2 separate regions of the Mus musculus genome follow, and region 1 is linked to region 2. The links are chromatin contacts, found by Hi-C or POLR2A ChIA-PET in ENCODE. All regions are on one chromosome and are shown on one strand. The core of a region is the stretch at or near the end of the contact, and the rest is flanking DNA. Distances in the headings are between cores, read along the strand shown.

Evidence for each region. Hi-C counts contacts between places; a loop is a spot of excess contacts on that map. ChIA-PET counts read pairs that join two places held with the same protein, here RNA polymerase II (POLR2A).
Region 1: a loop to region 2 is called in a map of heart, with 2.1 times the contacts of the local background. The contact joins two enhancer-like sites. A Hi-C loop is called at or near these places in 1 of 37 maps with a recorded cell type or tissue (heart). POLR2A ChIA-PET finds 5 or more read pairs at or near these places in 2 of 5 experiments (Patski and embryonic stem cell).

The regions. Positions count from the first base shown.
Region 1 is chr14:22,808,147-22,811,024 of GRCm38, forward strand. The region is part of intron 5 of Lrmda (leucine rich melanocyte differentiation associated); the gene reads left to right. Among named protein-coding and RNA genes, the nearest start is that of Gm30926, 8.2 kb to the left of the region's middle. Within about 2 kb of position 1,293, at least 2 of the 3 ENCODE cell types and tissues checked have a DNase peak (open chromatin) inside an H3K27ac peak, as active enhancers do; they include heart, where a contact is called at or near this core.
Region 2 is chr14:22,758,879-22,761,957 of GRCm38, forward strand. The region is part of intron 5 of Lrmda (leucine rich melanocyte differentiation associated); the gene reads left to right. All of the region lies in intron 1 of Gm30926 (a long non-coding RNA gene), which reads right to left. Among named protein-coding and RNA genes, the nearest start is that of Gm30926, 41 kb to the right of the region's middle. Within about 2 kb of position 1,458, at least 1 of the 3 ENCODE cell types and tissues checked has a DNase peak (open chromatin) inside an H3K27ac peak, as active enhancers do; it is heart, where a contact is called at or near this core.

The DNA.
Region 1 (2,878 bases), core at 43-2,542, 49 kb after region 2:
GTTTGTGGTGGCTCGTCTGTTGTCACTCAAAGCTAACACTGTCACTTGCCTGTTTCTGTATCCATGCAATCTCCCCTTCCCGGGGGGTTGATTCCCCTTGAAGTGTGGCTGCCATGCTTTCCGTCCTTTGCTGACCTGGGTTTCTTAATGTTCACATTTACTAACACCATTCCGCGTCCTGTTAATGACCTGCACCGACCAGGACAGGATATATAGTATTGCTGTAGACCGGCCGACAGCAGCGACCACAGTCTCTAATCTGCAGCACTGCCAGCTCTAGATTTACATCTCAAATAGGTTACACTACAGCTCCCCCTTCTGCTGACTGAGCCGCGCAGCACGAGGGCTGCATTGCAACCGGGCTCCGTCCCTAATAGCAGTCCTTAAGACCCTGTCTCCTGTCGTTGGAGGATCTGGCAGTGACTAATGGATGCTTCCCTGCACTCCTTTGGTCTTCATTTGGATTAAACATTTTATGATGCATTCATCAAAAAAATCACAGGTTGCAGGAGCAAGAGAGAAGTATAATAAAAGGCAAGCCCAATTAAGTGAGCCGTATGCTGCTTCACTTAGCATGGGGCCCAGTGGCCTCTTGTTGGAGCCCCAGCCCAGCCTGAGGACTCTGAATGCATCTTGGAAGCCACGGGCTCTGCTTTTGTTTCTATCACTTGTGGATCAGGCTGAACCCCGGGAAGGAAGTCTTCTTTTGTTCTAAACAACCTCTGATGACTCCTTTTGGCAAAGTGTGTGCTGTAACTTAAGCCCTTGCATGCAGCAAGAATCAACAGGGCCCTCCTTGAGAAGAGGCTGCCCATGAGGAATGGGGGTTGCAGGACCCTGTGTGTTCCACTCAGTGAGCATCAAGGGCTCTAAAGGGGTTATTTCCCTTAGAAAACAGTGTGCAGTGACTGGGAAGGCTGATACAAATGCTTTGCTACTTTGTTACGTTGTTTTGTTGTTTTATTTTTAACTTATTTTTTACTTTGTTGCTTTGAACCCGTGGAGACTGAAGGATGGTGTTTGTTTAGCATTAAATAAATGTATTTTATCGTGTGACAAGAATTTATTGAGACATTACTATGAGTCAGCTATTCAGGGTTGTGGTGACAAAATGTGTGGGGAGTTTGCAGTATAGCAGGGGACTATCACTAAGGCAGAGCATGCTGGAGAGAAAGCGTCAGGAGAAAGATTATTCTATTCGGTGAAGATCTCCGGATCTCAGGACTGAGCACCTGAAGGAATAGAAAAGCTGCCAGACAGGTTCCTGCTTGCCAAACAAGGGGAGAGGCAAGAGTCAGGCCTGCAAAGAAGGAAAGGCTGTGCCCTGGGGCCTTATTGGCCATGTTCAAAGCTTGAAATTCAGGCCAAACTTTACATGCTGTTTTAAGCAGAAAAGCAACTTTGTCAGATTTCTGTTTTAAAAGAACATTCTAAGGATTATTGCTTCAGCTAGGACTTTTGGGGTAGGCCAGGAACTCAGCCTCTAACTTGTCTATTTGTTTATTTGTTTGGGGACAGACTGTCCTGTATCTTAGGCAGTGCTCAGACTTGCTAGGCGGCCATGATGGTGTGGAACTTCTGATTCCCCTAACCTCGTCTCAAGCACTGGAATTATATGGCCTTGAGGCACCATGCCGGGTTTATGCAGTGCTGGGGACTGAGCTCCAGGCCCCATGCATGCCAGGCCAAGTACTCTGCCAGCTGAGCTTCGTCCTTAGCCCTCAAAGTGAGCTCTCCGGGGTTCTTTGGTGAAGGAAGGCGAGTGCGTGCGAATAGGGAGTTGTGGTGAAAAGCCAGTGGAATTAGTTTCATGCCGACCAAAGCCAGCACCCAGAGTCCCAAAATAAATTTTTTTTTAGTGTCGTTTTTCTCTTGGCTCGTTGTTGTTTCAGTGGGTTCACCTCCCCTTCTGTTTCCTGCCCCTGTGTCATTGGCCTCTCTGGACACCAGGGTGGATACTTGCAAGCTAAACCCAACAAACCCAGGGGTCCTGTGTGTGAATGAAAGGGAACGAACATACGGAGCCTTCTGTTTATGACTGTGGCAAAATACAGTTGAGACAGTCGAGACTTCTGCTGGGACAGAGTGAGGTCAGGAAAAACGTTTAAGAATAGCTTTTATGAATGGAATATGATGGAAAAAATGATCTCCGAAGCTCACCCTTCCTCCTCTCGCCTTAGTTCCTTCCTTCCTTCCTTCGCCTTTTCTTTCATTTACAAAGTTTGACATCAGGTTTTCCCTAAGTACCACACACATCCTAGAATAGGATTTCCCACAAAGGAAGCCTCCAGGCCTCCTTGTGTCCCTTCAGACCAGGGTGGATTACAGATTTGAAGACTTGAGAGGTGTATGGGGAGGTTTCTTTAGGAAATGCAGCTTTGAAACAATGCTACACCCCCCCACCCCCACCCCTGCCTCTGGCCACAGGAAGAAAGAAGTTGCTGTAATAATTAGAAATACTACATGACAGACTTAATCGTGTTGATACTTGGTCATTTCCCAAGCTGGATTCAGCTGCTTAGATCTGGTCTCTCTCAAGGAAACAGCTTTACACATACATGTTTAGATGAGTGGAACTTTTAGTGTCAACAACTGTTGATAGTATGGAGCAAATCAAGATGGCCTCTTTCCAGAATAGCTTTATGATTGATTATCACATCATTTAGGGAAAAAAAAAAACCTAAAAACTGAAAGGAAAACATATTTTGAAGGCTATTTTCAAACAACTCTTCTATGATTTCATTTGCTACCATTTTCTTGATTCTGTTCCAAGCTGAACAGGGCTGTGTAATAAAAAGCCAACAGCATGAAACTTGGAGTTAATGACAGAGAGTCCTGATCTAGAAAAGTTAGGACCTTATTTAGAATTTGTTCACAA
Region 2 (3,079 bases), core at 208-2,707:
TAAATTAAATATATTAGAGTATCTATGTACTTCACACTTTTATTTTTAAGCAATGGGGTTTATGGCACAACATAGGCACAGTGGATTTCAAGACTGACCTTAAAGAAAAATACTGACAGAACTTTGGAGAGCCACACTATAGTAGAAAAGGAGTGTGTGTGTGTGTGTGTGTGTGTGTGTGTGTGTGTGTGTGTGTGTGTGTGTGTTGGGGGTGGTCCATTCCTCACTCTGAGAAGGTTTCAAAGCTTTTCTTTGGAAGGTTTAAATTTAAGCTTGAAGAAGTGGGGCTGAGGCCCCATTCTTGTCTGGTGGCCATTCTTTCTGATGAATAAATGTGAAGAGTGCTTTGAATCTGGTTTTCCCTCTGATAAGGAATTTTTTTTTCCATGCTGTCTTTTCTTTGCACCTGAAGGAGCACCGAGGGTAAAAAATAGAGGCCTGTTTCCTGTTCCTAACTGGAGCCCTCAGAAGGCTGTCAGAGGAGAGCAGCAACTCTGTGGGATTTATGCCTGGGACCTGTCAGAGTAAAATGATCATAGCAAGCCCTCTCTGCCATCAATCACAGAGGGACCGGGATGGCAAGGACAGGCATTTTTCAAATTTCTTTACTGTGCATATTTAGTTTTGTGCCTGGAGGAGGTCTAACTCCTTTGAACCATTCTTGGAGATTTTTTTTTTTCCCATCAGATGGCAGCTCTGAGAACTACTTAATCTCTCCCAAAGTGCTTCTCTCATTGGCCAGCTGAGAAAAACAGCCAGCAGGTAAAGGGGGGCAAGGTGGCAGGGATAATCCATGGATAAGTTCAGAGAGGAAAAATTTGGGGTTCAGAGCATGGTGGCTCCAACATCTGGGCTGTGGCACTATGCTGTCTGCCTAAGGCTTCCTTCTTCCTCATTTCAGTGTCACATGGTTGTTTAGTAACAAGAACACAGAGCTGACACTGCTGTTCTTATCACTGGGAGAATTCTTCTGTCCCAAACAGCTGTTTCCCACATTTGTCAAGGCAGAGTTTGAAGGGAAGTGGGGTGGCCATTCCTTCCTGCCCATCAGAGAGGTCTGTTTGGTCATGATAACATTCAAGGAGTGCATTTATCCATCTTGCTACTGAAGGTGAAAGGCTAGGGTCACAAAGAGAAAAGACAAGAAGAAACCTGTTGGAAAGGTTTATAAATCCTGCCAGGAGTGCTCTAAACAAGAAAAGGAGCCTGTGGCTGGATGTGTAAAGTCTTGCCACATTGATAGGGACCTGATTCTCCAGACCTAGGAAGCCATCCGTGTAAACAGAGAACTGTTGCTTGAATCAGGTCTGCTTTGGCTTAAAGTCTGAGAAACACATTGCCTTCAAAGTGAATTCTTAGGTGTCACTTCCCATAAGTTATGGCAGAAGATTACAAAGCTACTGATATAACATATTAGTTTGATAGACAGAATTATACCCCCAACGCTTCCTGCTCTCCCCAATGACGCACAGTAACGAGTGTGTCTTGGCAGCTGCCTTGATTTACCACCAGTCTGGGAGGCCAACCGGGAGAAGGAACATTCACATGGATGCAGGGCCTGTGACTGGCCCCAAGCCTAGTTTATAAAGCTGCCCTGTAATTCACCACAAATGTGTCACCATTAAAAGAGGAAAAGAGGATTGCAGATAATAAATACTCTCTAATTTATTAGCTAACAACAAAGAGATCAGAGCCAGTTGTGATGTGATTGTTTGACATAATATTGTCAAGGAAAAAAAAGCTAAGTTGACCAGAGAGGTAAATTACACATTCAAGCAGATACATCAACTCTTGGCTTGTCACAAGCCCAACTAAGCAAAACACCAAACTGAGGAGAGAGCTGGCAGTACTCAGTGCTATTTATCTCTAAAGGAGACATATTCAAGAGCGAGTGAAATAAGACATACTTCTTTTGGACTTGGTCAGAGGCCAGATTTTAACTGTTATAAATTAAATGTTTTGTGAACGAATTTGGCAATTCTCCTTGCTTTTGTCCTGATGGGGAGATGAGCAAGCCTGCTGTTTGTTTGATGCTGATGGTTTGGACAGCTGGGGTGTGGGCTTCTATAGTTGGGTGTTGGGAGGATTCGCAAATTCCTGTAACTAAAGCATGAAGCACAGAACAGTTCTTGAATGTGGTTCTTTGAAAACTTGGTGGCATGGAAATTGTCACCTTTTTTGCTGTGGCTTCCTCCTCTGTACTTTGACATAATCACCTGGGATGCCAGCCGCAGATGCAGGTTCAGAGTAGAGTTATGAGACCTTACTTAGAAGAAGTGTCTGTCTCTCATTCCATCACGGTCTGTAACCAGGAACTAGTTGGAGGCAATCCATAGCCTCTGAGCATTTGCTGTGAGTTACCTTAATGAAGCTGAGAGTCAAGGGAGCCTGTTGGGATGTGGTTTGACATGAGCTGATACCCAGAATGGTTTTCCCAGTCCTGAGTCTAAAAGACAAGCGGTTTCACCTCAGTGAACATTCGCCTTTAAGTCTCACCTGCTAGTTGAACATGGGTTTCTTGAATTTACGTCTCAGTCTTGAGGCAAGGATGGCAGTTGACACCCTGTAGGAAGGTGCAGGAAAATGTTCCATTCTTAGGATATGAATTCAGGGTTGGTGCAGTTAATATGCTGTTAATCGATTTGGATGAGTGGATCTCTGTCTCTCTGCCTATGTCTCTCTGCCTCTCTGTCTCTAGAATTTGGTAGATTAGTAAGACTATAAATATGATGAAAGGCATATAGTGAAAATCTTTGGAAGGAAGAAAGAGAGAGAGAGAGAGAGAGAGAGAGAGAGAGAGAGAGAGACCTGAGTGGTTGAGAATCTTGGGAGGACCTGGGAGACATTGGAAGAGGGGAAAGATAAAGATAATCAAAACATATTATATGAAAATATTTTTCATTAAAATGCTTATTTTATGTAGTTTTAGATTTTGTGTGTGTGTGTGTGTGTGTGTGTGTGTGTGTGTCTATTTAATATGCTGGAGATGGAGGCCAGGGCTTTGTGCATACTGCTGCCCTTTTCATTGCTCTAACACTGACATGTGGTAAGTGACTTCTTGCGTCCAGAGTCCAGCCGA